2 separate regions of the Mus musculus genome follow, and region 2 is linked to region 1. Evidence: chromatin loops called from intact Hi-C (ENCODE). Cell type or tissue: heart. All regions are shown on one strand. Links, peaks and the distances in the headings refer to the core of each region. The heading gives the core; the rest is flanking DNA. Region 1 overlaps Rassf3 (Ras association (RalGDS/AF-6) domain family member 3). Region 2 holds the start of Rassf3 (Ras association (RalGDS/AF-6) domain family member 3).

The links. Hi-C counts contacts between places; a loop is a spot of excess contacts. Peaks named below come from ENCODE experiments on the same cell type or tissue, not always from the same donor. Only the 100,000 strongest peaks of a DNase experiment are listed, where the experiment ranks them.
Region 2: it touches region 1 in a loop (5-fold over the local background); 10 of 42 quality-filtered maps call a loop at or near these places.

The regions. Positions count from the first base shown.
Region 1 is chr10:121,405,724-121,421,374 of GRCm38, forward strand. Rassf3 (Ras association (RalGDS/AF-6) domain family member 3) reads right to left here. Exons shown (of 5, transcript NM_138956.3): 2 at 11,362-11,469; 3 at 10,343-10,565; 4 at 8,635-8,744; 5 at 4,627-7,362. The coding sequence ends at 7,213. Among named protein-coding and RNA genes, the nearest start is that of Gns, 48 kb to the left of the region's middle. In heart, for the core only: CTCF peaks have their summits at 4,079 (motif pointing right) and 7,245; a DNase peak (open chromatin) is centred at 7,318; H3K27ac peaks cover 1,161 bases.
Region 2 is chr10:121,469,066-121,484,716 of GRCm38, forward strand. Rassf3 (Ras association (RalGDS/AF-6) domain family member 3) reads right to left here and starts at 7,185. Exons shown (of 5, transcript NM_138956.3): 1 at 6,938-7,185. The coding sequence starts at 7,045. In heart, for the core only: a CTCF peak has its summit at 7,864; DNase peaks (open chromatin) are centred at 5,476, 6,836, 7,406, 7,756 and 1 weaker place; H3K4me3 peaks cover 5,135 bases; H3K27ac peaks cover 5,107 bases.

The sequences.
Region 1 (15,651 bases), core at 1-8,000:
GTCCCCTGCCCTGCCCTGCCCACTCCTCCCAGGCAACAGACCTTAAAGGAAAAGCAGGACAGTTCCTGCCCTGTATTTCAGGATTAGCCCCTAAATCGGTGGCTCTCAGCCCTCCTAACACTGCGACCCTTTCATACAGTTCCTCTCATTGTGGTGACTCCCTGTCTTAGTCAGGGTTTCTATTCCTGCACAAACATCAGGACCAAGAATCAAGTTGGGGAGGAAAGGGTTTATTTGGCTTACACTTCCATACTGCTGTTCATCACCAAAGGAAGTCAGGACTGGAACTCAAGCAGGTCAGGAAGCAGGAGCTGATGCAGAAGCCATGGAGGGATGTTCTTTACTGGCTTGCCTCACCTGGCTTGCTCAGCCTGCTCTCTTATAGAACCCAAGACTACCAGCCCAGAGATGGTCCCACCCACAAGGGGCCTTTCCCCCTTGATTACTAACTGAGAAAATGCCTTACAGTTGGATCTCATGGAGGCATTTCCTCAACTGAAGCTCCTTTCTCTGTGATAACTCCAGCTGTGTCAAGTTGACACAAAACTAGCCTGTACAATTGACCCCTTGTCAACTTGACACACAAACACATCACTAGTAAGCCTCAACCCTTACATTCTTATTCATCCCCAAGATCTAAATAACTTTAAAAGTCCCACAGTCTTTACATATTCTTAAAATTTCAATCTCTTTAAAATATCCATCTCTTTTAAAATCCAAAGTCTTTTTACAATTAAAAGTTTCTTAACTGTGGGCTCCACTAAAACAGTTTCTTCAAGAGGGAAAATATCAGGGCACAGTCACAATCAAAAGCAAAAATCAATCTACAACTGTCCAATCTCTGGGATCCAACTTACGATCTTCTGGGCTCCTCCAAGGGCTTAGGTCACTTCTCCAGCCATGCCCTTTGTAGCACACGCGTCATCCTCTAGGCTCCAGATGCCTGTACTCCACTGCTGCTGCTGCTCTTGGTGGTCATCTCATGGTACTGGCATCTCCAAAACACTGCATGACCCCTTCAGTCCTGGACCTTCAATTGCACCTTCACCAATGACCTTCCATGGCCTCTCACAGTGCCGAGCCTCAGCTGCTCTGTGTGACCCCTTCATGCCTTCAAAACCAGTACCACCTGGGTGACCCTTACATATTACCAAGTCCCGCTGCAGCAGGAGTACAACCTTGGCCATCTCTGGAACACAGCCTCTTTGTGCTTTCAGAAAACACTTCCCAGAAGATGTCACCTCAATGATGCTGGTCTCTTCTTAATCACCACTAATTTCTTAGCTCCAGCTAACCAGCATCAATAGTCCCAGTAATGCAAAGTTTTTGCTTTAGTAGTTCTGGTATCTTGTTAATCACAGCTGATTCTTCAGCCCCAGCTAACCAGAACTACACAATCTTCACAATCAAAACAGCAATGGCCCTGAAAAGAGTCTTTAATTTTCCCTCTGAAATTTCACAAACCAAACCTCCATCTTCTGCAGTGTTCTCAACATTATCTTCCAAGCTCCTACACAACATCTGACAGAGCTCTTAACAATGGATGGATCTTCAAGCCCAAAGTTCCAAAGTCCTTCCATAGCCCTCCCCAAAACATGGTCAGGTTGTCACAGGAATACCCCACTCTGCTGGTACCAATTTGTCTTAGTCAGGGTTTGTATTCCTGCACAAACATCATGACCAAGAAGCAAGTTGGGGAGGAAAGGGTTTATTCGGCTTACACTTCCATACTGCTGTTCATCACCAAGGAAGTCAGGACTGGAACTCAAGCAGGTCAGGAAACAAGAGCTGATTCAGAGGCCATGGAGGGATGTTCTTTACTGGCTTGCCTCACCTGGCTTGCTCAGCCTGCTCTCTTATAGAACCCAAGACTACCAGCCCAGAGATAGTCCCACCCACAAGGGGCCTTTCCCCCTTGATCACTAATTGAGAAAATGCCTTATAGTTGGATCTCATGGAGGCATTTCCTCAACTGAAGCTCCTTTCTCTGTGATAACTCCAGCTGTGTCAAGTTGACACAAAACTAGCCTGTACACTCCCCATCCACAAAATTATTTTGTTGCTACTTCATAACTGTAATTTTGCTACTATTATGAGTTATAACGTAAATATCTGATATGCAGATATTTACAGCCATTCGACTCCCACAGGGGCCATGACCCACAGGTCCTAATACAACCATTTCCATAACTGAAGCTCACCAGTAACTGAGTGAGTGGAAAGGCCCCCCTCTTCCAGCACAAACCTGCTTTCCTGTCTGCCCCCCAGAGGGGAGGTAGTGTTTGCTCTAAACACTTTGGAACTTGAGAACAAGATGACCAAGAAGCTGGGCTGTCAAAGGCTTGCCCATCACTCACACCCCACCTTGGGACTCAACTATGAGTGTAATATTCGCATTAACTGACTGAGAAGTAGATAGTTACTGTTACTATACTGTCGGCCTTTTGAATAAGGCTTGGTACGTGATTAGCACCTAGTTGACATGTTGATATAGGTTGTACCAGATATAGGTTTCCCCTTTCAGCAAAACAAAACACCCAATTAGGACTACCTGACAGCACCCCAATGCAGCATTTGTATTCTACCCTTCTCCAAATCTCTCAGAAGTCTGTCCCTCTTGTGTGTTACACACTCACAACACTGATCCATCGTGTGAGCCTCGAAACTGTGAGAACTCCCCACCAGCAAGCAAGGAACCCTGCAGCGAACACCCGCAAGATGGCCTCTTGTAGTGCTACCCACGGCTGAGGGCCTGCCCAGTCCCCCCAACTCACTACACACTAGACACTAACAAGGTCCGGGGTTACATGGCTATAAATCTGGGCTCCCTTGGCCCCCTCCTCAGATTAATTTTACTAGGACAGCCCCCAGAAGGCTGGGAAATACCCACCTGTATGAGCTGGCTTATTACAAAAGATACAGATGAAGAAAGTCACTGGGCAAGAGCTCTACTCTCCAAGCTCTCTAAGTGGGGATGGGGCGGTTGTGGAGCGCTAAGGAGCCTTCACTACACAAGCATTCAGTGAAGCAGAATCAGCCCAGCAGGGCGCGGCTCTCCAGGCTGCTCTTCCTCTGTGTGCCAGCCGCCTAGCTTTCTTACAGCCAAGAGGCAGGACCCCTTTTGAAACGGAGTCCTATGCTACACTTCAAATAATTTACTGTTATTTGTATTAACATTACTATTGACATAGTGACGGAGATGGAACTTGTCTAAGAGTTTCTATTCCTGCACAAACATCAGGACCAAGAAGCAAGTTGGGGAGGAAAGGGTTTATTCAGCTTACACTTTCCACATTGCTGCTCATCACCAAAGGAAGTCAGGACTGGAACTCAAGCAGGTTAGGAAGCAGGAGCTGATGCAGAGGCCATGGAGGGATGTTCTTTTCTGGCTTGCTTCCCCTGGCTTGCTCAGCTTGCTTTATTATAGAACCCAAGACTACCAGCCCAGGGATAGTACTGCCCACAATGGGCCCTCTCCCACTGATCACTAATTGAGAAGATGCCCCACAGCTGGATCTCATGGAGGCATTTCCCCAGCTAAGGCCCCTTTCTCTGTGATAACTCTAGCTTGTGTCAAGTTGACATACAAAACCAGCCAGTACAGAACTCAACCCAAGGGCATTTCCTTTTCTCTAAATCGTTTTCATTTTTAATTATGAGCATGTGTTTGGGTGTGGCACGTTGAGTGCTGGTACCCACAGAGGCCAGAGACCCGGGATCTCCCTAGAGACTGAGTCACATGCAGAAGGTTGTGAGCACCCAGGTTTGGTTGCTTGGGGACTTACCTTTTTCAGTTCTGGAAAAGCAGCCAACACTATTCAACCTCCGAGCCACCTCTCCAGTCTCACAAGATGATGGTTCCTTTAGGGCCAGCTCCAAGACAAAAGGTCAGGAAGATTTGCTTCCATGACCTTCATCAGTGAAGAGAAATTCACATTTCTATGCTTTGTCTTGGGGGAGGGAGTAAGGAGCCGGGAGTCCTGTGGAAGTGCCTCCTACCCAGGATCTTTGGAAAGAGTTTGGCAAAAAAAAAACAAAAAAAAACAAACAAACAAAAACAAAAAAAGCTGTTCCTCTCATGGCCTCCAGGGGGCAGCATGGCTGAGAGAACACCTTATGCAGCCTTGAAGACGAATCCAAGACAACCTGTCCAACCCATTTGTACAAACAGTTGCAGGAATCTAAAACCAAACATGCCCTGCTGTTGAGGTGGCTTCTTGCAGGTAAAACCCGGCAAGTCAAGTCTGGCAGGGGTGGACCGGGGCCTCTGAGGACGGCCTGCTTCTGCTGGCAGGAGGAACGAGAAGTCTGTGTCCCGAGAGCTCTTTTGGTGTTTGCGTGGTTTTTGATGGGTTCCCAAGGCATACATTTGTTTTCACAGGGAAAACAATTTCAATGTGCAGGACAGGCAGACATGGAGGTAGAATAACAAAGAACAATGACATTTGGGAAAGTGTGCGCCCCCTCTCCAGAAAAACACAAAGCCAAAACCATATCTTTGTAAACATTACTGAATTATGGAATGTTCTTCTAAAAAAAAAAGCTTGTTCCAAAACTGTGACTAAAATACACACACATATATATTACACATATAGTAGCATGTTATCATAAATAAAGACATACAAATTTATCAACTAACAACTTCAATTTTTAATAATAGGAACAATTTTGCCATTCCAGACACAATTTCAGGGGAGAAAAAAAAATCTGCCCTATAAAAATAAAACTTAAAGTCCTCAACATTATAAATATAGCTTTTCACTTTAGATTTAAAAGCTTCCCTGCGCCACCCTTCATTTACCACCATCCCTGTACCATCACATTCCGAAGAGAAAACAGCATTATAGCAAAGCTGGCTTTCGCTTTACCGGAGAATCTGAACAACGGTTTAAAATATATATATATATATCTCTTTGGCCTCTGGGGCTCCTTTTCTTCCCTTATGCTTTATGCTTCCTTTATGCTTTTTCTTCCTTTATGCTTTAAAACAACGGCTGCTGTAGTAACCAGTGTTTGAGCGAGAACATCGGTCTTCAGGAACCTCGGACTGGCAGATCTTCAGGTGAAGTGCACACGCCATCGAGCGAGGTTTGGAGGCATACGGAGGAGGGAGCTGCTTCATACAGTCTACTTCAAGTAAAAAAAAAAAAATTCACAGATACCCATCAGCTGCTACTTTAGCGTCTAACAGTGTCTTAATCAGAGAAACCAATGCCTCACAAACGCTAGGCACACTGGGAGGAGTAGTCAGAAGACCAGGTGGCTGGTGGCAGCATACACAAACCCAATGGTAAAACCAGTACAAGAACCACGAAGGCATTCCCTGAACAACAAAGGCAGCGTGTCGGATGACAATGTCACTAAACCTCATTGATGCACGAAAAAAGAAATCACATGCAAAATTAAACAAGATGTGCCATTCATATTTTATAGCTAGCTCTACTTTTTTTTTTCCCAACTCTTTCTAATAGCTTAGAAGATCCGATTGTCCAGGGAGCTTGCATTAGCATAACCCACACTTGGATCTGCCTCCCACAGGGCGACATTCTCTGACAAGTCAGGAGGGCCACCTCCAAGGGACAGATTCTCGATAGAAGGCACGGTTCATAGAAAGGCTAAGAGCTGGGGCACCTTGGAATTTCCAAACGATTCCATCGGGTGTCACCGTGTTAACAATTCCTTGGGAATTTATAAACAACAAAACCTATCTAGACTAGAGGCAGACCAACCGTAAGGCCCCTCCGGAATCGGAACACCCTTCCCTCGGCTCTCCGATTTGCAAGCTGCTGTGGAAAGTGAGGCCATTGCGCCTGTCTATTGCACATGCGTCTCTTTGGTTGGAAGGAACATGCTCGCTTGTGTTAAAATAGTTCCATAATTAACACTGTTGTGCAGTCAGCTGGGTGTGGACTTTCCTTCCTTGGGGCCCTTAGTTAAGTCTCTGAAGAGGCAAGGATGCAGTAGGACCCGGCCTTTAATCAACATCCCTGTCTTCTACTTTGTAAGAACAACTTTGAAGAGTGATTGGGGCTGGGAGGCGGGGGAGGGGGGAAGCAGGGGAAAGGGGCAGAGGAAAGGAGGATGCAATAAACGGAAGAGGGTGATTGTCACAAAGTGTGCTGTGAGCCCTGGCCTTGCTATATCTTCTTTCTAGCTAACAGCTGAGGGGAAGCAGCTGCCCCTACCCAAACTCCTTTTTAACTCAGAGAGCAACCTCTATGTGTGGGGGTGGGGGTGGGGGTGAGAACCTACATTAACAGGGATCAGCACATGGCCAGGCCCCACCTACACAGAGAAGCTAAACCCCAGGCCATCCGCTCCACGCCAGCGGGTCTCAGAACCAGCGGGTCCAGAACCAGTGGATCTCAGAACAGATGTACAGGTCAAGTCCAGCTGAGGCACACCTACCTGTGGACCACCTCAGTCAAGGTTAAATCCACTGCGGGTCGGCTGCAGTTTGTGGATCCCTTTGGGCTTAGCTCCTGGCTCTTTGGCTCTGACCCCACATTTTACCACTAGCAAATTAAGCAATCTTTAACCAAGCTCAACATTGACCCTGAATGCTTTTAGCTCTTTTACAGACAAATACACCTTTCTCCTCTAACGCTAACTTAGAAGCCACACTACCTCCCCGAGCCCTGGGCCCTTACCTTCCCTCTACCTTCCCGACTTGCTCTCTACTTTCTTTGTCAAAACTCTTCCAAACTCTTTTCCCAGTCCCCCAGAGTTCCTAAATTCCTGTGTCCTTCAGTTCAGGTGGGTAGGGCTGCTCCAACAGAGAATGAAAACATGCAGGTAGTTTCACCGTAGAACACGGTCTTAGCGGTTGCTTAGTGAAGCCTTAAAGCTCATCTTTGCATCCTGAAGGTTACCAGAATCACGTCACTAAAGTAACTAGTAGAAGACAGGGGGCCTCAGCCCAGAGCTCATGCTTCCAAGCACGCTGGGATGCCTGATGCCCAAAGGCTCACAGCTTGCGAGAGGTAACATCGCCATGCCAAAACAGAACAAGCTTGTGGAGTCCCTTGTGCCAGTCCCTCGTGAGGCGCAAGATGCTGCGTGACCAGGCTTTGACAACTGTGTCTACAGAGAAAAGAGGAAGACCCTAGAGTGGCCGGGCCACGAAGACAGCTCTCTGAGAAGAGAGGCAACCAACGCGACTCTCTTGTGCGTCCCAGAACAGTGCCTTCCGGGCAGGGAGAGCCCTCGGCCTTAGCCGGGCTTCCACACCTCGCCCAGGGCTTCCTCCAGCTTCTGCCTGTAGGCTGTGTAGCGCCGCTTCAGGCTCTGCAGCTGCTCATCCTCTTCCTTGTCCAAGATGCGCAGGAAGTTCTGCAGCTCCGGTAGGCTGAAAGCTTCCCACTGTCGGGGGACAAAGGGACAAAGAGGAAGACGCCATGACTGGATCCAGGAATAATGCAGACAGGATCACTTCAGTGTTCTCCCCGAAACCAAGGGAGGGTGGGCCCCCCTCCCACCGCCAGGGCAAGGTTTTGCTGTGTTGTACAGTCTAGCCTTGACCTCACGATCCTCCTGCCTCACAGTCCTGAGTATTGGTTTTATGGCTTCCCTCCTCTCCTAGTCAACCCCACAGAGAATCAGCTCCCCACGTCTGCATGTGGTACACATGCCCCTGAGATGTAAAGGTTGTCCTCCACACGTATGCTGTGGTACACATGCCCGCAAAATGCACTCACACATACACAATAATGAGAATAAGAACTACTTTAAGAAAGCCTCAAGCTGGCCAGTGGTGGCGCACACCTTTAATCCCAGCACTTGGGAGGCAGAGGCAGGTGGATTTCTGAGTTTGAGGCCAGCCTGGTCTACAGAGTGAGTTCCAGGACAGCCAGGGCTACACAGAGAAACCCTGCCTCAAAACAAAAACAAAAACAAAAAAGAGGCTCAGTACCACTCTCTAGACCGTTTCTGAGTGGAAGGCTAGAATAACCAGAGGCTCTGCCTCCGGGTCCCTATCTATCTATCTATCTATCTATCTATCTATCTGTCTGTCTGTCTATCTATCTATCCGTGGCCCAGGTCTCCTGACTAGGCCATTGAGCAGAACCTGTTCTCTCAGCTTTAGAACTGCTCCACGGGACACCTCACACGTCCTGAGTCTGAGACCTGGGCTGGAGAGTTTGCACCAGGATCGCTGAACGCTGACGGAGGATATACAGGGCGGCCCAAAAATGGTTTTCAATGGGCACCCCAATACGTCGTCCTTGGAGAGAAGAGGACACATGCAAACAGAAGTCCCGAGTCATCTGACTGGATGTAGAGGGGAGGGGATGCCAGGCCCGCGTCTTGTTGGGTTTCCTTGCTCTTGGGAGCCTTTTCTCAGCAGCAGATAATGGGGAAGGTGAGGCTGGGATTAGAGTCCCTGGAACTGGGACAAAGAGGTGAACACTGCTCTCTGTGTGAGCGTAAGTAAGAATTCTTTCCTCTGACCTCTGAAGAGCGCATGGCCACATAATATTCTAAGAGAATCATACCTGTAAGCTAACTAGGGGTTCACTTTGGGTGATTCAAAATCTCTCTCCTTTGCTGCCCCGCCCCCCACCTCCTTGAAGCAATAAAGCAGGCCAGCTGTTCGGGGCCATCTGATGCCACCGTGACCTCTCCCTCACTCACCTCTCCAATTTCATGCTCTCGAAGAACAAAACTAAGGGTGTCGGTTCTGGGCCCTGCTACCAAACGTAGGTACAGCGGGTGCTCCCGGTCGGAGAGCTTGCAGGCATACACTGAGGAAGGAACACAAACAGCGTGTTACAGAGGACTCCAGTGTTCCTGAGACGGTTCCCCCACCCCACCCCACCACGTCACAGTAACAGGACACATCTCTCTCTCTCTCTCTCTCTCTCTCACTCTCACTCTCTCTCTCTCTCTCTCACACACACACACCCACACACACCTGTGACACACCACAGTAACAGGTAGACTCCCCGAGCCTCTAGATCACCATTCAATCACACTAACAACACAGTCCCACAAACCTAGTATACACCGAGCCTTGAAGAGGAAGCGATGAGTTCCAAGAATAAGATGAAATAGGAATTTGCATCAAGCGTGCTATGGTGATTCCGTCTGTCCCTCCCTTCAGAAAGATGGGACACTTTGGGGTGGGGGAGGGACCTTAACCCCTTTAAAAACCATGAAAACATCTCAACCAAACAACATGGTTCCAAAACTCCCAGGAGCAAACGTCTTTGCAGACTGAGTAAGACCCAGCAGACCAGGCACTTATCCCACAAGCACAATGCGTCTTTACGGATGTACACAGACGTACTTTCACATACAAAGATTTGCCATCCATGGGGGTGGGGAGGGGGGTGGCCAGCGGCTCAGCTGGACACTGTCATTTTAGATTGTGTGGCTGACATCTACCTGCGCTGGCAAAGTCGCTGACAAGCAAAAACTGTGTCCCTTAGCACTTCAGATGCAACCACAGTGCAGTTTCTTGGAGGTGGCTGCTCCTCCGCCAGGCTGCTGAGCCTATGGCTTCTGACTTGCCTATCTTTCTGTACAGGCTGGGAAAAGCCATGTGTCACCCTGCGCAGCTAAAGGACATTACTGTCATGTCCAAGTCAGTACATTTTCCACTATGGCTGCTTTAGGCTTTTCCCAGGGAAGACGTAAGTAGCTGACTGTCACTTATTGCTTGGAACGTAGACACCAGCTTCCATTCCAACTTTCCCCAGGAGATTCTAGTCTATTTCCTGAGGTAGTCTAATGTTCGTTCTACCCACTGGGCATGCGTGTGAGTTCAGGGAGACCCGGGGTCAGCACTCGTTTGTTTTTACCTGTGAGCTGTACAGGTGCCTCTTTTTTTTTTCGAGACAGGGTTTCTCTGTGTAGCCCTGGCTGTCCTGGAACTCACTCTGTAGACCAGGCTGGCCTCAAACTCAAAAATCCGCCTGCCTCTGCCTCCCAAGTGCTGGGATTAATTAAAGGCGTGCACCACCACTGCCCAGCTCTGTACAGGTACCTCTTGGCCAAAAACTTCAACCACAAAAGTGTTCTCTGGCATGTCAAAGGGCACTGCTGTCATTGCTACCACAGCCTCACCAAACCTGTCCCTCTGTGCAGCACACCAGCAAGTCCTCCGCACGAGTCGTCTCATACAGAAGCCTAGAGGGCCCTCAGGCCTAACACTCTTCAACTCAAAATACGAACAGGAGCATTCAGAGAGATCTGCTTGTAGATAGAGTGTGGCTTCCACAGTCTGTCCCTGGCCTCTGACAGACACAGTTAGACATGGCGTCTATCAGCTGTCCTTCTGCTAATGAGTAAGAGAGGCAGGAACAGACAGACCGCTCTCATTTTAGGTGTGGCCACGTACCTTGGTCTTCCCGGTGACAACGCTTATAAAGCGCAAACTTGGTGGGACTCTCGGTCACCAGAAACTTCCTGAGCAGAGCCTCGATCACTTCCCCCACGGTGTTTGTACTGCTGATGTGAAGCGTGTTCATGCAGCCACCGCTGCTGGGCTCGGGAGAGGGCTGGGCAGGTTTGCAGAGTTCCATCTGCACCTTAATGAAGCCAGTGTAGATCCCATTGGAATTCTGAAGAATGAAGAAAGGTCACACTGAGCGGGTGGCCAGCAGGCTGGAAAAGGAGCAGATCTAACCCACACGGGAAGGCGAACAGCTTTTACCCATTTTTTTTTTTTTTGTCTTACACCAAAGAGTGCAGAGAGGGGCTACCTCAGTGGGAAATTCATACAAGATCTGCAGGGCAGATGCAGTGGAGGAAACATGCTAGCCCTGAGGTTTGAGCTTCCAGAACCTTCTGGGATGGATCAGCACCCACTGAAGAATACACAGTCCTGTGTGGCACACGCCTGTCAGACCAGTGCTGCCTCGAAGCCTGGAGTGTATCTCAGCTCGGAGCTCAACACCAATCTTCCACAAGAAGGAAGGTTGTGTGGAGGGCTCTGAGACACCCAAGTCAGCAATAAGTTGACACTAGGAAAACAGGCTGGCTTTATTCCCAGGGGCAAGGGGACACACAGCAGATGACACTTCTGCTACACTCATTAGTGCAGAGCATACACAGCATGTCAGACACTCACACCTCCCACCTAGTCAGGGCAGGGTCCCTCATTCTGTCCCTGCTATGGCTGCTGCAGCCGCAGCTCTTGGGCAGCCCAGGCTACCAGTCCTGAAAGCCCCTGCACAACTCTCCATCTCTCTGTAGAGTGTCGGCGTTACAGCTGTGTGCCGCCCCATCTGGCCTCTTCATGGGCCTCAGGGATCAAACCTGCCAGCTTGTACTTTTACACACACACCCCAGCCAGCACCCTGCCCCTATCCATCCGTCTTTCCGTGAGAGCCAAGCCCAGCAGGCAGGAGTACTTACTAAGGTCATCTTCAGCTTGTCTGTAACGGCTGAATTGTATTTATGAACTTTCTCTTTGATTTCCTCTTTGCTGAGGTAATTGTGCGTTTCCTTCTCTTTCTCCACATCCTAGAAGAAAAACAAACCCTGATCATGCATGGACAGCCACGGGGGGAAAGGGGGGCAAGCGTGCAGATAAGCCAGGATTCTTCTGTGTCCCACAAAAGAGCAGCCAGGTGCGTTGCTCCCCGAGACACAGGCAGCTCTAGTTTACCATCAAGAACACCAGGGTCATCTGCCAAGCAGGCCTCGTTCTTCCTAGGGGTAGCAGAATGAAGTCAACCCACCAGTAACTAGAAACAGCACTTTGCTAAATATTGTCCTGCAAATCTGTCTTTGCTAAGTTCCTTCTGAAAAATATACTTCCCCAGAGTACCTGCTACTGGGTATTTCTCCCTCTGAGGGTTGTTTGTGTATCTGCATGCTTACTTTTGAGACAGGGTCTCATTACGTGGCCCTGGCTGGCCTGGAACTTGCTATATAAACCAGGCTGGCCTAGAACTACTAACAGAGACCTGCCTGCCTCTGCTTCCCGAGTGCTGAGGTAGTTAAAGAGGTTCCTCAAAGCCTCCCCTGAGTCCATTTTATTAATGTCATGGTCTCTACAGCTGTACAGTGTGCCTTAGCAGAAAGGAGGGAATGAAAACTAAGTAGCCAGCAGTAATCACCGGCCTGTCAGACTGTGCACAACTACCAGAGGGTATATTTACCTTCCCAATAGTCTCTGTGCCAAGATATAAGTGACCAGACTCTCTCCCCACCATGCTATTTGGCCTTTCCCCATAACATGAAAGGGGAAATACTTACTGGTTAAGTTCTTTCCTGATCCTTTAGAATTCACTAATAATTTAGGATCTAAAGGCCTCAAACAGTGCGTGTATATCCTACCTGGTTTTATGTCAGTTTGACACAGGGTAGAAGGAGGTAGAAGGAGGCAGGGAAAAGGAACTTCAAGTGAGAAAATGCCCCCCACCCCGGACTGAACTGCGGGCAAGCACGTGGTGCATTTTCTTGATTGGATGATTGATGTGGGAGGACCCAGCCCACGGTGGGCGGAGCCACACATGGACTGGTGGGCTTGGGCGCTATACAAAAGCAAGCCAGGCAAGCCAGTAAGTAGCAGACCTCCATGGTCTCCGCCACTGGTTCCTGCCTGGAGCTCTGACTTCTCTGGATGGTGACATATTTGATCATAGTATCTTATCCCAGCAATAGAAACCTAACTAGAACAGGTGCAGCCATGTGTCCACAATGCCTAACTATAGCACCTGGAGAGTCAAGGACACCAGGCACTGGCCTGGATGGCAGGCCATTCTCCAATCCACCGGCAAAGCTGGCGTAATGACCCCAGTGTCCACGCAGAACAACTGCAGTCTAGTGAGTGAGTTAACTTGCCAGATGAGACTTAGCTGCTGAGTGGAGCCTCATCCCAAAGCCTGGGGATGCTCACTAACCCAACTGTGTGGCAGCCTGTATCTCCACACAGGCATTTCATTGAACACGTCCTCAAACAATGAGCTAGCTAGTCTCCCTGTGGTATAGACAGGAAACAGGAGAGGTCTACAGAGTCCATCGGCCCTCCAAGAAGTCCCCACTAGTTACCTGAACAAGTGCTATCTTAATCCAGATCCTACATCTTTTGCACTAAATTACACAGGTCTCCAAGGCCCTGGTGTAGACAAACCATTTTCTTTGAAAATGCAAAGAGCGTGTGTACAGTCGGGTTCAAACTCGAAGCGACTGGAAAAAGAAAGTATGAAGATATGCCTGTTCCAGCCAGCCAGAGCGCACCATGCTCACGTCTGGATGGATATTCTCCAGGCTAGCAGTTGTTCACTGTGTGGCAATGGTACAAACACACCAGGAATGGTCACCGTGGAAGCCGCTGGAGGAATGCCGTGCCGAATTCAGAACGGCTCTTAGGCAAGCATCTCAGCAACAGCAGGCTCCGTTGTTGACGTCCTTTGGTCTACCACTGGGCCTCAGGCCTTGCTCACCCTCTGAGTCTGTTTGCTCACTTCCTGCTAAGTGACCAGTCTGGAGTAGGTCATCTCTGAAGAGCTCCTGACCTGAGCGCAGCGCTGTCTGCAAAGATCTGATCTGATCTGAGCGCAGCGCTGTTTGCAGAGATTATCTGATCTGATGGCTGATCTCTCTCAGGACGCGGGAGGGACGGGGTTCCATGTAAGGGATCAAGGACGTCAAAGGGCCCCCAGACCACTCGCTGCACACAAACATCATTGCATGTAGGTCCGGGGTGTCACGCGGGCGAGAATCCTAAGGAAAGGAATGGAAGGGGGCAGAGGATAGCAAAGAAAAGGACCAGGGCTTAGGCCCCCTCGGACCAGAAGCCCACTGGCACTATGAGAAAGATCAAAGGAGCCATGACCCCAGGATGACCCACACCTGAGGGCAGAGGAGGAAGGCAGATAGATCACTATCTTTACTTCTCAGAGACTAAACCGAGGCAAGACTGGAAAGCATCAAGAGGGCTGGAGCTCAGGGCCTACGGGACTGCTCCTGGGTTGAGCACTTTGCTATTCAATGATCAACCGGACAGTAAATCCTAGGAAAGCGACAGCCCGGAGCTGGGTTTTTAAAAATAATAAACTGGGGGTTGGGGCTGGGGGTGGGGTATCTACTCATGTACCCACCATACAGTGCTTGAGGAGGGTGGGGTAAGAGACCCAGGGCTCCCTGCAGCTGTCCCGTCTCAAGGAGCCTGTTCCTTGGGTAGCCTGGCAAACACAGGTGCTTCAACTGCAGATAGTGCAGACACAGAGCGCACAGACGGGGCGGGGGCGGGGTGGGGAATGACAGACTCCACATAGCGCCCGAGCTGGAGAAGGACCACAACCTTGGACAACTTGTAGACTGCTTAAGCCTTTACGAGACACTCTTGTCTGCCAGCCTGGGAGAGAACCCTCCAAATGCACGCACATTCTCGATGCGCCTCGGGTGGCAGCAGAGGGGTGGGGAAGGAAGATGGCAAAGATTGGAGGCAGGGTTAGGCAGTGGCACAGCAGACTATAAACAGGATTCTCACTGCAGGGCAGGAGGGGAAGGGCGGGGAAGGGTAGGGGCAGCCGCCTGTGAATGATGCATGGCTGTTGCCCTTGGCAGCCAGGGAGGGGCTGGTACCACACCCCAAAGCATCTGTCGGGCAGGGTACAAGTCATTTCTGTCTGAGGCCACAAGGAGAGCTCGTCTATGCAAAATTCTAACTCTAAACCCACCCCTGGCATTTCAGCCTCCGTGTCCGAGGAGTGTAATTTGGGTCAGACTCACTTCCAGGGTGGAGCCCCACTTCCAGGCTGTTTGTTTTCTCAACAGCGAACTTTCTCAGGAGAGACACACCCACCTACCTCACAGACACAGAGAGCCTGCGTCCAAGGCGCATTCTTTCTCATAGGCTTTCTAAGGATAGACGGACCCCCTACAAGTCTGAGAGGACCTGGGAGTCACTTATACTTTCCTGGCTAACTCTGAAGCTACACCAGAATTTTAAAAGCAAAACCACTGAACAACAAAGGCTCAAACAGCCGGGTTGTGGTGGCACAGGCAGAGGCAGGTGGATCTGTGAGTTCGGGGTCAGCCTGGGACTTACAAAGCAAGTTCCAGGACAGCCAGGGCTACACAGAGAAAGCTCATCTTGGAAAAACAAAAACAAAACAAAACAACAACAACAACAACAACAAAAACAAAAGAACCCAAAAGCTCAAACCATAAAGAGCAAACACAAGCAGCTTCAAAGGAGGCCCCAAGGAGATGACTATGCCCATCACTACCTCCGATTTAGCATAGTAAAGAAATCTGACTTATGGGTCCCACATACTTAGGTCTGAAACCATGGCTCTGCTCTGCCACCTTCTAAGTCACGGGACCTCTCTGAGCTCCGGCTTTCTCATCTCTGTGAAATGTGTGAAGACAATACCTACTTTATACAAACGAGAGGACACAATACCAGCCATCATTCGACAATTATTTATTAGTGCCCACTGGTGCCAAGCCAGATTTCAAGCTGTGAGAGGTGGTTGTGATCGCTGCCTTCCCACCCCTCCTGGCCGACAGCCTGGCGAAGCTTGCTTTACTCCCCTGGCCCCACCTACTCATACCGGTTGATTGTTTCACTTGGCACCACGGTCCTCTAAGATAATAAGGCAGGACTAGGGATATAGGTCATGGGTACAGCGCTGTGTGAGACACCCAAGGTCTTGGGTTCTGTGGAATGAGGGTCTCTGGACATGGCTC
Region 2 (15,651 bases), core at 3,452-11,451, 67 kb after region 1:
GGGTCAGAAGTTAAAGATGCGCCTCAGCTACAGAGCAAGTTGCTGATCAGCAAGTGCTTGGTGAGACTCTAAAAAACACAGGAAGGGAGGGAGGGGAGGGGGAGGGCAGGGAAAATGGAGCGGAATTGTTTACTTTGGTTTATATTTTGGTTAACCAGCAATCTGACCGGCTCTGCTTACAGTTCTCTATCCTCAAAGGTGACTGAATACATTTTTCACGAAATGAATATACAAAGCAGTGATTTGATTTCTTAAAACAAGAAGCTGCAAGCAAGGAGTTGAGGTCTGTGCCTATGATTCCAGGCATGAAGGGGGTTGGGGCAGGGGAGACCACTGCCTAGGCAGCCTGGGCAGTACGGTGATCTCCAGCCTCAAAAATAAACAAGAGGCTAACACATGGGCCGGAAGACACCTGGTTCTCACAGGTTATGCCTGCATAACCCAGGGAATAAAACTCTCTGCTCTATTATTATTTATTATTATCACGGCTGCTTAAACTGTTTCTACTCAAGTTCCCTTTTCTCCAGAGGAATTTTTTAATTTGACTTGCAGGATTATGGGTATGTAAAATAGGCACACAAACCAAACATCATTGGTAAGAAATCATGAAAAAAAATGTATTTTAGGGGCTGGAGACAGCTCTGTGGGTAAGTGCTTGCAGCAGCTTGCATGCAGCATGCATGCAGCTGTGACTTGTCGATAGCGCCCAAATCAGAAGCTGGAAGTTATCAGATCCATTGGTTGATTCATGAGTTTGAGGCCAGCCTGAGGTCTGAAGGACCCAGTCTCAAAAAAGGCTGTATGTGAGATGACTCAGCAGGCAAAGGCACTTGCCTCCAAGCCAATCAGTGGTGTGAAGTTTGCCTCCAGGGCCCACAGGGTGGGAGGAAAACCCAACTCCGACAAGTTGTCCTTTGGCCCTCACAAAAGCACCAAAATACAAACTTACATATAAGTGTGCACACACACACACACAAAATAAATATGTGCAAAAATTGTTTTAAGAGAACTTATTGTGTAACGACTCTTTGTGTGTGCATGTGTGTGTAAAATTTCAAAAGTAAAGACAAAAGCAAGTCTGCATACTGATGATAGTTATGTTTGTCTATTTGTACACAAGGAACTACCTCACAACTGAAAAACGTCAAAGATGCTGGGTCTGAGTTGGCTGATATTTGATTTTATATCCATGAATGCTGGCAGTGGTCTGAATGCCAATTCACACACATACAATGGTAGGAAATTGCCATTTTGATTGTATGTTTAGGGTCATCTCAGAGAAAAGAGGAACTTGTGTCCTAATCCCAAACCAAAATTCACTTTTGCTTGTTTGTTTTTTAAAAACCAGATGGTTTGCCAAAGGTAGTGCCAGAAAGAAGCCTTTAACCCCAGTGCTCTGGAGGCAGAGAATTCAAGTCTAGCCTGGTCTGCGTACATACAGAGGCCCAGAGCAACCAGGGCTACATAGAAACAGCCTGTCTCAAAAACAAAACTAAATACTCGAACATAGCACAATTCAAAGATACACTAAACTGATATTACACATTGAAGAACAATAACAGGGAAACAGCTCATGTTTGTTTCCCATCATTTAAGCATGATGCTCTATAAGAGCAGAAAACCATTTATTTATTTATTTATTTATTTATTTAGCCAGAACAGTGTAGCTCAAAACACAGAACAGTCTCATGTCCACATGAGGCGTTTCAGGCAACAGCCATTAATTAACCTTGCGTGGTGTGTCAACATGCACTGTGCAAACTGCCCAGGGTGTGTGCACACAACCAGGGTGTAATGAAGTCTGTCACAACCAACACACCGGGTAAGGAGATTAATTGTGTGTTTGGTTGTGAATTTGTTTTTGGTTCAGAAACTTCTCACTGTAGTCAGATTTTTCTCTGTACATATTCAACTGAAGGATCCCCACGATTTTAAGATGCTAGGATGTGTTGGGGGCTGGAGAGATGGCTCAGCGGTTAAGAGTACCGACTGCTCTTCCAGAGGTCCTGAGTTCAAATCCCAGAAACCGCATGGAGGCTCACAACCATCTGTAATGGAATCCAATGCCTTCTTCTGGTGTGTCTTAAGACAGCAACATTGTACTCATATACATAAAATAAATCTTAAAAAAAAAAAAAAGCCGGGCAGTGATGTTGCACACCTTTAATCCCAGCACTTGGGTGGCAGAGGCAGGTGGATTTCTGAGTTCGAGGCCAGCCTGGTCCAGAGTGAGTTCCAGGACAGCCAGGGCTACACAGAGAAACCATGTCTCGAAAAACCAAAAAAAAAAAAAAGGAAGCTAGGATATATATATATATATATATATAAAACTTTAAGCTGTGCTTTCCAGGGCACACACATCACACAAGATGCACCTGGACATACACACTACTCTAGTTTTCTGCTATGGTTCCGAAAATTGGCCCAAGGATGTCTAATGTCCTTTGAGCCTCCTATTGTGACCTTTTGAAATGGCAGTTACTTATGCCAGGGAGGGAAGAGAAAGCAAGGGGCTGACATTCAGGGCTAAGAGCTGGGGATCAGACCCCACTGAGAAGAATGGGACTGACCTCGTGTGTGACTAGACAAATAATGGTCACAGGATGACAGGCACTGGCTGCCCAAGGAAGGCTAAAGAGAAGAACTACATCATTGGATATTTTTAGTCCTTTTTTTTTTTTTTTTTTTGTCACTGCACTCAAATCATTGTAAATCTTGCATGTTTGCCAGGAGAGGAAACACAGCCGCGCATACCGCTCATTCGAGGTTGCAGAAGGCTGGGGACTGATTTCCCTTTGAGATTCAGTGAGAGAAATATGCCTTTGTGCATCTTGCTGACACAATCACAAATGCTCAGTGGATTAAGACTGTAAGAACAGTCATGTCGGGGAGATGTGCACTGTAAACGGCTTCTGCCAGGCAAAAATGCTGGTGGGGGCTGTCTCAGCTGTTAACAGCACCAGCTGCTCTTCCAGAGGACCAGGGTTCAATCCCCAACACCCACATGGCAGTTCACAACTACCTCTTAACTCCAGTTCCAGGCTGCTCTGGCAACTCCTGGTCTCTGCAGGCATCAGGCAAGGATGGCGTATACAGACACTTGCAAACAAAACACCATACACATAAAATAAAATAATATTAAAAAAAAAAAGTACTGCTGGTGGAAATACTTGTACTCAGTTATATAGGATTAAAATTGATATAGCTAAAATACTGCTGATATTGGGAGCCACTTTTTGCCCAAGTGAACGACCTCCAAAACTTCCAGAAGAAACACTAATAAAGGGAGAGCAGGGGCTGGAGAGATGGCTCACTGGTTAAGACCACTGGCTGCTCTTGCAGAAGACAAAAGTGTGGTTCCTAGCACCCACACGGCAGCTCATAGCCATCTGGAACTCCAGTCCCAGGGAACCCAAGGTTCTGACCTCCAAGGTACTATATATACATCGTGCAGACATACATGTAGCAGGCAAAGCACCATACACAAAGGTTATCTATCCCCTCAGCTGGGAGGGAAGGCATGAGCCGGGAGGAAACTCAGTGCAAGCAGTGGAATGCTTGTCCCATGAGCACCAAGCCCTGGGGTTTGATCCCCAGCATCCCAGGAAACTGGGCATGACTCCCTGAACTTAGGGGGAGGTGGGAGGATCAAGAGGTTCAAGGTCTTACATAGAGAGCTGTGTAGCCCAGCCTGGGCTACATGGGACTGTCTCAAAAAAAAAAAAAAAAAAAAAAAGGCCACATAGAAGATTAGCAGATTGTATTACTAGTTTTAGGCTGCGCGTATGTTCTAGGCAGTTTGATTTTAGTAACTACAGAACATTTTTGGTTCTGCTTATAAAACTAAGAATAGGCGGCTCCTCTGAAGCCTGGCGAATCCACACACCAGAACTGAGCACTGCCAAGATATTCTGTGCAGCAGAGTCAGAATCCTAAGAAAGCCTTAGTATACACATGTCCATATTTAAAGGGAACACAGCATCTTAAGCTACGCTTCTGCTGAGAAAGCAGCTGACCCACGCTCCGGCCTTCCTAGCATCTAGTAGGGGCCTTAGACAGCCGCTCAACAGTCTCTCCTCTCCGAAGAGCAGTGTTCTTGGGAGAACCATGAGATAAGACACGTTTGAGAGCGGTGAAGAGCCAAGTATCTTCAAACCAGGAAAGGGATCATCTAACCAGTGTTCACTAAGCAACTGCACAGTGAAGCATTGGCTGGGGGGGGGGGGGCACATTAACACCCCCTCAAAGCCTCTTTTTTTTTTTTTTTTTTTTTTAAGACCAACATGGTACAAAATAAAAGGAGAAAAGGACACCATTTTCTTTATGACTCTTTCTGTTATCGTTGGAGATGGGGAGAAGTTGAATGTTTCCTGGCCTGGCAAGAGAAGAAAGAAAATGTCTACCCCTGACTCTCCAAACACACCCCCTCTCCTCAGCCTGTATTCAGCCGAGCCCTCTTGCTTTCTTTGAATATTCGCAAGGGTTCCAGAAACCATCCTTCCTAGCTTTCCCAGCAGGTGGTACAGCCTACGGGAGGCGGGCGGGGGGGCGGGGGGGGGGGGATCTGTGCAAGCAAGAATGGATCCTTATGGCTCTCCCCACCTTCTAGGGAAGAGGTAGAAGTACCCGTGTAAGAAGTGTTTCTTTTGCCCCTATAATCATATCAAAGTGAAGAAGTGTTATCTGACCCGACCCAAAAGACACACTCTACCGTTGGCGTGCATGGCTTTGCGAGCGTTACTTCCTCGTTCACAAATATGTAATCAGGAACTTAAGATACACTCACTTCTTTAAATAAAACACAAGTCGCTTGCTGCAATCCAAGGTGCAGACAGGCGTGGCTGCAGGGGCAGAGGAGGTAAGGCAGGTGGATCTCCATGCACTGAGGCCAGCCTGGCTCACACGATGAGTTCCTGGACAGGCAAGGCTATGTACAGACCATGTCTCAAAAATAAACAAACAAACTCAGGCTTCAGAAACCCTTCTAACCAAGAGCCCTTTCTTTAACACACGCGTGTGATGCCAGAAAACAGGCCACAGAGCTTCAAATAGACAGTGAATGGCTCCACCCAGGAAGTGGATGTTACTGCCCTGATTTTCAACACGTCATACAGTCATGTCAGTGCTCAATGGACAATATTGCATGATATATACAGACACAGTTAGAGGACGGTTACCAAAGTGGTTACGTATAACCTAGACTCTCTTAATGTACATAAACCTCACAGAAATGCTGCTTAAAGTGTGTGTGTGAAGGGGGGGGGGGTCTGGATAATGACCTTGAATTGCTGATCTTCCTGCCTGCACACAGACAGGCAGACAGACAGACAGACACACTACTGTGAACTACAACCCCATATTATGCAGTAAGTACTAGGCAAGCTACTAGCTACATCCCCAGCTGCCGCTTCAACTACTAAAAAGCAGGAACAAGATTCTTGACTTCCAACCACAGCATTCTGGCTGGACCCCCGTGGAGGGGACTCCCACACCGGTAGAATTCAAGAACCCCCTGGTTTTCTGGAAATTACCAGGCACTTCTGGAATACAAGTCAAACTGGCTCAAGCTCTTTACAAGGCAAACGGGAGGGGAATATGTAAAGTGGTGAAGAACCCCAATGAGGGAAAAACTAGATGAGAAAGGGGGAAAAGGCCATTTCTTGTCTGCCCCACAGGAGGTAGGCCAGGCAGTGTGGGAGTGGGAGTCGTGGGTAATCTCTGACTTCCAAATTCCCCCATTAGCACATTCTACTGAAAATAAAAGGTCACCCTAGTAAACGGAGCAACCTGAAGTCTGAGGATAAAGGCATGCTACCACCCACCCTAGCTAGCCCTTCACTAGGGGACTAGTTGTTAGCAATAATGACCTCATCCTAGCCTTTCACCCTCCTCCTCCTCTTAGTTTGGAAATCTAATAGACCAAAAAGCCTAGAACTTCCAAATCTGATAAAGGAGTTTTACTTTAGAAAACAACGGCCTGTTAAACTTAAAAGGGTTGGCAAGGGCAGTCTGGGCAGAGATTTCTCTCCACCAAAATCCCCATCACTGGGCCTCTGAACGATTAGTTTCTCTTGTTTTTCATCTCCAGAGTTGACAGAAACCTCTGGTGTGCGTCTGTGGTGTTTTTAGGAGCAACAAGTTTGTTCCGTTAAAGCTCCTATATCTGACGAGAGCGTGGCCGAGCTGGCCAGGCTCCCTGGTGCGGCTTCCAGGGCCAGAAGGCCACCGGTTAAGCGCCGACCTTACAAGTCCGGCCAAAGTGCCCCATTTGGAAGACGCCCCTAAAAAAAAATAATAATAATCCCTGTCCCGATCTGTGAAACTGGCACAACTTCCCGTACTGTCTTTTCCCAAGCCACGCTTCCCACGGCACCCTTCCTCCAAAAAAGGAAGAAATCGGCGTAAGGCTCAGCCCTCTGGAGCTAAGTCTACCCAGGACGTCCGCAGGACCCGCAAACCGGACCTGATGAGACCCAGACTTTAGTGAGCACCGACGATCGCCCGGTCCCTTTACCCTGCAGCTTGCCCGCACCGGGGCTGCTCGGTCACTTTGGGCTATTGCGTGCCCTCAAGCCACTCAGGGCCATCGAGCAAACTGCAGCTAGAAGCAAACTGCAGCCAGGACGGCGCGGTGACCCGGCCGTCGCCCCGAAGGGCTGTCGGGGGAGCCATCCCGAGTGGCCCGGGGACCTCCCGGCTCTTTGGAGCTGCTCCCGCAGCCGGCGTCCCCCAAGCAGAGAGGCCCAGGCCATCTGGCTCCGCGCCCTTCCACCTCCTTCCTTCGCCTCGGGCGGCCCACGCCCACTGCACAGGCTCCCAGCACCTTTCAGGCGCCGAAAGGGCAAAGGCCACTCTCAGAGCCCCGCAGCCCTCGGGCGAGCATCGCCCAGCGCGGGCGCAGACACGTGGAGCCAAGACCCCCGAGCACGCCACTCACCGGCTGACCCGAACGGGACTTGCCCGGAGGCGCTCTCCTGAAGAAGGAGGTCCTGGCGGTGAAGAAAAAGTCCTCGTCCTCCTCGAGGCTGCTGTAGCCGCTGCTCATGCTGCTGGTCCGGTTGCGCGCAGGGGGCCTCCCCGGGGCGCAGGCGGCCAGGCCGGGGTGCGGCGCCCGCCCGCCCCGTGAGGTTCCCGGCGCGCGGCCCCGAGCCGCCGGCAAGCCGTCCTGCTGCAGCTGCAGCCGCCGCTCAAGCCGCCGTCTGGTCCCCTCCCGCAGGATCAGCCGCCCTCTCCGGGCGCCTCCCGGCTCTGGTGCGCCACGACCCCGCCCCCTCCTGGACCCAGCCCCCCACGCCTGGCAAGGCCCCACCCACCTCAAACCAGACCCCGCCCAGCCAAGACCCCGCCCCCAGCCCGTCAAGGACCCAGCACACGCCACGCCCCTGCTACCAAGGCCCCGCCCAGGCCCCGCCCCACGGGCCTCCGCTGCTGCGTCCTGCCCAGCTCCGCGCGCGCAGGTGGGGCCCCGCCCGCGGCCCTCAGCCACGCCCCTCCGTCCTAGCACCGGTGGACTGTTGGAGGAAGGTGGGTTCGAGCACCGCCCCTGCTGGAACAGTTCTCCCGAGGGCTTCCCCAACCTCCCGGAATCTGCAAACTCCTCAGTGATTTCCCGTCACTGGAGCCGAAGTTTTGGAGAGGGCGGCAATATAATGGAGAACTTTTCCCACTCTCCTTCGGGCTCGGCCTTGGTGGAAACGGTCTGGGTCGAGGGGGTCGAGCCACGCGTGCGGCTGGCCCCTCCCAAACCGTTATAAGTTAGCAGAGGTGGGTGGGGTAAGAGCGACTGGGTTGTGCTTATTTGAAAGAAAACATCCTCTCTGGTTCTTTTGAACTTCGGTGGTAAAGCTTTCCCGCCTCCCTGTGGCGAAGGCGTGTCCCAAATGTGGATGGCTAAAGCAGTTGAGAATTTGGGGGACAAATTTCATAATCACCGAACAATCCAGTACTTTTAATTTAAATGCACTTTGGAAATGTCGCCTCCCACAAGCAACCTTACATGGTCACCCCATGGGGGAGCAAGTAGATTAGACCACTCCGTTCTCACCCACACAACAAAAAACAAGGTTTCCCTTCGGGAATCTGCTAAATTTTTAAAATGCGACTTTTTTTTTTTTTTTTTTTTTTTGCTTAGGGTGACCTGGGGGGTCGTTTTCCCCTTGGCGTGATGGAGTTGACTTGAGTCCTACTAACTTGCTTGCAAGAGACCTTGATGGGAAAGAGGGTTTGAAGCTTTAAGGCTGCTATGATATGCAGGCCGTAGCAGAATTTTTGTTTTGTTTTTTAAGGAGTTTTTTAAAAGAGAAACTCGTCATTGCTTATGGCTAAGCCCTTTTCTCCTCTACTCCCCCAGTGCTGTGACTAAAACATAAAGGTAGCAGTCGCCTTCAGGCTGAGACCCGCTGCTTCTGTGGCGTTTTTGTGTACCCTTCCTGGAATCAGGACTGAGTGCCTAATCGTCACTTGAGAACGAGAAGGGGGGAAAGCCAGACCGGAGAGAAGTCTGGGACAAGGGAAAGAAATGGCTCCTGTGTAGTTCCTTCCTCCCTCGGGCAGAAAGAAGGCTGACTTATCTGCCTTCCTGCAGATTTATTCACGTGTTCAGCATGCAAACTGGCCTTTCACTCCAGGGAACTCACCCCCAGAGGGGCCTTAGAGTCACAGCCTATTTTAAAGCCCTTACTTGAAAGACTTCTTCCCAGGCACCACTCGACTATGGATGACTAGAAAGCAGAGTCTGGCTTTACTCTTCCTTTAGCCGGAAAGCCTTACTTTACAGGTTCCTTGTGTACTTAGGAGCCAAATGTAAGAGAAGAGGACAATCACTCCATGCAAGATTTGTCTTCTTTAACTCCTACTGTGACATCATTCAGATAATGCCATATTGAAATAACAGGGGCTTCAGTTAAATACTCCAGTTTGAGTAGTGGGTGGGTTAAAGATTTATTGATTTGTTGATTTATTATGTATATAATGTTCTCCCTGCATGTATGCCTTTAGAGGAGGGTACCAGATCTCATTGTAGATGGTTGTGAGCCACCATGTGGTTGCTGGGAACTCAGGACCTTGTGACCTGAGCCATCTCTCCAGCCTGGGGTAAACGATTTAACAAACGTGTTTTATTATATTATTATATTTATATTATATTATCCATGCGTCACCTAGAGTAGACACAGACACAGAAACAGAAAAGATCTTTCATGGTTTGGATTGGTTTTTGTTTTGTTTTCTTTTGCTTTTGGGTCTCCTGGCTGTCCTGGAGCTCACTTTGTAGACCAGTCTGGCCTCGAACTCAGAAATCTGCCTGCCTCTGCCTCCCAAGTGCTGGCATTAAAGGCGTGCACCACCACTGCCCTGCCCTTTCATGATATTTTTTTTAAAGATTTATTTATTTATTATATGTAAGTACACTGTAGCTGTCTTCAGACACTCCAGAAGAGGGCATCAGATTTCGTTACAGATGGTTGTGAGCCACCATGTGGTTGCTGGGATTTGAACTCCGGACCTTCGGAAGAGCAGTCGGCGCTCTTAACCACTGAGCCATCTCGCCAGCCCCCTGATGTTATTTTTAAGGGGAAGAGTCTACATTACATTTTATGGCTGTCAGCACCCCATCAGAATCATTTAGGCTTGCTGCCTTTTAACTTTTAGAAATTAGTGTTTGTGGGCAGGTGCCCCTGCCATGGCTTGCCTGTGGAAGGAAGAGGGCAGCTTTGTGCTGTCAGTTCTCCTGACGTAGTTACACGGGCCCTGGCCCCTGAACCCGGGTGGCTGGTCCTGAACCACAGGCAACTTTACTGACTGACCCATCTCATTGGCCTCGTGAGAACCACTTGTTTAAAAAAATAATCATAATTCGGAAGAGGGGTAGTCCAGGGTGGATCACCTTTATTAACGGGGTCCTGGGGTTTTACTGAACAGGCCTGAAGCTAAGAAAGTCTGGTTCTGCCACGGGGTGGCACACGCCTTTAATCCCAGCAGAGAAGCAGAGGCAGGCAGATCTCTGAGTTCTAGAACATCCAGGGTCACATAGAGACTCCATCTCAAACACACACACACACACACACACAAAGTATGACTAAGGAAAGTCTCTGCTTCTAGGAACAAAAAGTAAAAGCCATATTTCTATATTTTTCACATAGCATCATTTTAAATAAAAGCTGAGTTTTAAGATTTGACTCACAGAGCCAGGCCGTGGTGGCACGCGCCTTTAATCCCAGCACTTGGGAGGCAGAGGCAGGCAGATTTCTGAGTTCGAGGCCAGCCTGGTCTACAAAGTGAGTTCCAGGACAGCCAGGGCTACACAGAGAAACCCTGTCTCGAAAAAAAAAAAAAAAAAAAAAAGATTTGACTAACGGGACTTAGAGATTGTAAAAAACTCAACATGCCTTGCTAAACAGTTAAACAGTCTTATCATTTAAAATCCAAGGAAAGGGAAGGGTAGAGTAAATAAAAGAGACTCAGGCAGGCTCAGGTTTGAAAGGCCTTATTGTCAAACACAGACGTGAATTTGTGAGTGGAGTGAATCACCACACATGTCCCACTGATAGAGGAGCCTATTGGCTTAGATTCTCATCAAATGCCTGCATAGCTTTTCTTTCCATGTTAATTGGGGAACATACTTAAAGTAAATGTATACAAAGTAGCTTTGTCAGAGAGAGGAGCAAAGTAATACATGCATCCTCTGTAGAGAAGGTGAGGGAGGCTAAGGGCTTAGTCCTGTACAGTGTCTGGGAAATGCTTTTCCGGCAGAATGAAGAGCGTGTGTAAAGGTCCTGTGGCAGGAGAGTGCTCGGCAGATCCAAACAACAGCCAGCACATCAATGTTTTCTAACTGTGTGAGTGGAAGGTGAGTGTTGGGAACTTTTGTCAGAGAGTAACAGAAAATCCCTAACAGATGTAGCTTGGTGGGCAGAGTACTTTCTTAGCATGTACAAGAGACCCTGGGTTCAATCCCCAGCACTGAAAAAAAAAAAAAAGGTAAAAATGTAACAACCACAGAAAAGTCACTGTTCTGTAAAGGTTTTTGCTTTGTTTTGTTTTTAACCAGAGATTTTGAGCAAAGGGATAATGATATTTGACTTGCCTTTATAAATCACTCAGTACTGAGCAGAGAGTAGAGTTAAATGATACAGGAACTTGGGGTCTAGAGGGATGGCTCAGTGGCTAAGAGTGCTAACTGTTCTTCCAGAGGACCCAGGTTCGATTCCCAGCACCCACATGGCAGCTTAAATCTGTCTGTAACTAATACCCTCATATAGACATACATGCAGGCAAGACACCTATGCACATGAGATAAAAACAAACATCTTTTAGAATGATATGAACACTCAAACAAATAAAACAAGGAGGTCCATTTTTTTTCACTCCTGAAATCAGCCAGCATGATTGTAAGGCATGTGTGACACAATCACATCTGTGTACCTGCAACTGCAGGTGAGGTTCTGACTCTGTGCTAAGACAGAAGATAAATGATGACACAGATTTATCCTAAAGGTCACACCAACTGATCACTATTTCATTGGTGCCGTGTGACATGAAGGAGGATGGCCTGTGGGACGGACAGGCCAGCGCTGGAAAGACCGCACTCACTCTTGCTTATTGATTATTTTCTTTATTATTTTATGTGTATGGACATTTTGCCTGCGTCTATGTGTGTGCACTTTGTGTGTGCCTGGTACCCCTGAGGCCAGAAGAGGATGTCAGGTCCCCTAGAAACAGAGTTATAGGCAACAGTGAGCCAACATGTAGGTCCTGGGATTTGAACTCAGGTTCTCTGTAGCCAGAGTTCTTAATTGCTAAGCCTCTCTCCAGTCCCTATACTCATTCTTATATGACCTTTCCCCCTCTTGGGACAGGGTCTCACCACATAGCCCTGGAACTCAGTATAGCTATATAGATCAGGCTTGCCTCGAACTCACGGAGGTCTACCTGCCTCTGCCTCCTGAGTACTGGAATTAAAGTTGCGCTACCATGTCCGGCTCTTGTGTGCCTTTTAATGTTAAGTAGCTACGCTGTGACACAGGTTTGTTTTCAGTAATGGGAATAACAATGTGCCCACTTTATTCGCTTTAGTTCATAAGGATTAAGTGAGAGAAATCTCATAAAACCCTTGGCAGAATGGAGACAAGCGAATGTGAGTCTTTTTACCCTAAAAATATCAGACCTTGATGGCTGCTCAGCATCTTTTACTCATTTCTTTTTGCTCGCTAAACTTTTTATCCTCGGATAAAAGTTCAGTGGCTGCTCAGGGCTTTGGCTTAAGGCCAGTCAGTCATGCTTGCCTTCACTACCACGATAGCTTTCAGTGTGGGTTGATCACACAGAGCCAACTATTGAGACACTAACTCGGGAGAGAGATAGAGCTTTTGGGTACCATCTTGTCACCTTGAAGAAAGACACCCCTCTGGGCCTGGGAATTCTGGAGCCAAATTATGGGCATAAATGACACCGCGACATAAACGACACCGCGAATCTCGCAAATGATTAAAGAGACTTCTTGAACCTTTTAATTAACAAGCTCTGAAACTGCCCTACTTAGGGCTTGTTATGTGAGACAATATGTGTTCTTAGCCTGGCATAGTAACACACACACACCTGTAGTCCCAGCTACTGAAAAGGCCTTGAGGCAGGAGGATTGCTTAAACTCGGGTGTTTAAAGTCAGATTGGCCAATATAATGAGAATCCCATCTCAAAATAAAGAAAAACTGTTGAACCAAAATTTTCTCTTAATAACTCTAAAAGGGGATTCAGAGATGCTTCGGTAGTCAAGAATTTGCTGTTACAAAGACACAATTTCTAAACCTAGCACCTATGTCAACACACACATATACATAAATAAAAATAATTTTAAATCTTTTTTTTTTTTAATTCTAGGAGAGAGCTGAGTGTGGTAGCATGTCCCTGTTACACTAGCATTCTGACACAGAGACCAGAAGGTCACACAAGTTTGCGGCAAGTGTCATCTATAAACTGGGTTCCAGGCCAATAAGGACTGCATCATGATTTTGACACAAACAACAAACAATAACAACAATGCCTAGCACAGCCAAACTTAGAGAAAGTTATGGCTAGGAACACATAGTATTCTTTTCAAGACACGGTTTCTCTGTGTAGCCCTGGCTGTCCTAGAACTCACTTTGTAGACCAGGCTGGCCTCGAACTCAGAAATCCGCCTGCCTCTGCCTCTTGAGTGCTGGGATTAAAGGCGTGCACCACCACGCCCGGCTACACATAGTATTCTTGCACAGGACTTGCCAGCACCCCTATCAGGCAGCTCACCACTAACTGCAAGTGCAGCTCCAGGCCATTGGACTCTCTCCTGGCCTTCGTAGGCACCTACACTTACATGCACACACCTCTACAATGCATGCACGTGTATATATATATATATATATATATATATATATATATATATATATAGCTAAAAATAGAAAGGTTCTTTCTTATGGAAGTTGATTACTTGAAGGCCAGAAGAAAACCATTTAGGATAGCCTTTCTGGTACCATCGGTGTCTCTTTGGTTTGATCTTTCCCCATCATTGTGGTTGTCACTCAGGTAACTTCCATTGTGTTCATGGCAAAGATAACATTGTAAGTGTAAGGCAGGGTGTTTGGTGGTTAAGTGCGTAGGATCAGGAATCAGAAGGCCCGGTTCAAATGTGTGATGGATGAGGATGGTGTGATCCACAGTAAGTTGTCTGACTTCACTGAAACCCCATCGCACATTTAGAAAGTAGGAAAATAACAGCACTCAGGTTGTAGCATTCTTCCAGAGATTATGTTCAATAAGGCTTGAAGAACTTAGTACCTGACACATAATGTGGTTCAGGTCATGTTAGCACATGAAGACAGATGCTCCATATTTGCACAATCTCAGGACCTAGAAAGGTCACATGCTACCCGTAAGCCTGAGGGTACTAGGCTGATAGCACAAAATGGAGAAGGAGGAGGGGAAGGAGGAGGAGTGGGAGGAAGAGGAGGGAGAAGAGGAGGAGAAAAGGAGGAAGAGGAAGAAGGAGAAAGAGGGGAAGGAGGAGGAAGAAGAAATTCCTCCCTCCCTCCCCTACAGCCTCCTTCTCTGCCTCTTGCCTGTGGATGAAGGAAGGTGTAAATTCTCAGCTGTGCCTGCCATCCTGCCTTCGCTCCACCGTATGGAGCAACCCTCTTAAACCATAGCCCAGTTAAATGCTTTCTTTATAAGTTGCTTTGGTCGTGGTATTTTGTCACAGTAATAGAAATATAATAATAGGAGGAATAATAGGAGGGAGAGAGCAGAATTGGAATGAGAAGATTTAAATTGCATTATATACATAATGCATACATATATATACACAGGGTTCTGTTGCTGTACCAGACACCACGACCACAGAAACTCTTATAAAAGAAAGCATTTAATTGGAGCTGGCTTACAATTCAGAGGTTCAGTCCATTATCTTCATGACAGGATACAGGGTGGCAGAGAGGCAGACATGGTGCTGGAGAGGGAACCAAGAGGTCTATATCTGGATTGGCAGGCCACAGGAGGAGAGAGACACTGAACCCAGTTTGAGCATTTGAAACCCCTAGTGACACACTTCCTCCAACAAGGCCATACCTCCTAATCCCTGTCAAGTAGTGCCCCTCCCTAATGACAGATGAGCCTATGGGGACCATTCCTGTTCAAACCACCACAGGTTTCAAGCTTAGGTCATGGCAGTTAAGAGGATTCCCACAACTATGTGAAATAAATACAAATACGAATGTCTGTAACTATGAGGATGACTCAAGAAGGTCCAGAAGGGTACAATTCAGATATGATCTTGATGTGGACACTGTGGGTTCCAACATATAAAAAAAGAAGGAGGGCTGAAGAGATGACTCAGTGGTTAAGAGCACTGACTGCTCTTCCAGAGGTCCTGAGTTCAATTCTCAGCAACCACATGGTGGCTCACAACCATCTGTAAGGAGACTGGATGCCCTCTTCTTATGTTTCTGAAGACAGCTACAATGTACTCGTATACATAAAATAAGTAAATCTTTAAAAAAAAAAAAAAGGAAGAAAAAGGAAAAGAAAAAAGGAAGGAAGGAATCAGCACTTCTATGTCTAACAGTTCATTTCACCAAAGAAATATAAACAGAAATAGAGCAAAATTATTCCAGAATAGAAGTGAATGTGAGGGAACTAGAGAGATGGCTCAGCAGTTAGGAGCCCTTGCCGCTCCAGCCACGGACCTGGGTTTGGTCCCCAGCAAGCACACTGAGTGGCTCACAACTGCCTGTAACTCCAGCTTAGGGAACTGAGCCCTTTTCCTGACCTCCTCAGGCACTGTAGCCATGTGGTGCACATACATACAGGCAGGCACACACAAACATAGTATAGTATCTTTAAAGCCTTTGGGCTGAGGAGATGACTCTGCAGGCTAAGTGCTTGCTGTGTAAGCATGAGGCTCTGAGTTCAGCTCCCAGACCCACGTAAAAAGCCAAGTGGGACAGATGGCATCCACAATCCCAGGATGGGGGGCTGAGACAGGAAGTCCTGAGGGCTTGCTGGCCAGTCAGTCTAGTCAAATCAGTGAGCTCCAGGCTTATCAAGAGATCAGTCCCTCGCCCCAATAGGCTGTTCTTATTGGTCATGGTGGCACACACCTTTAACCCCCGCAGTGAGGACCCAGA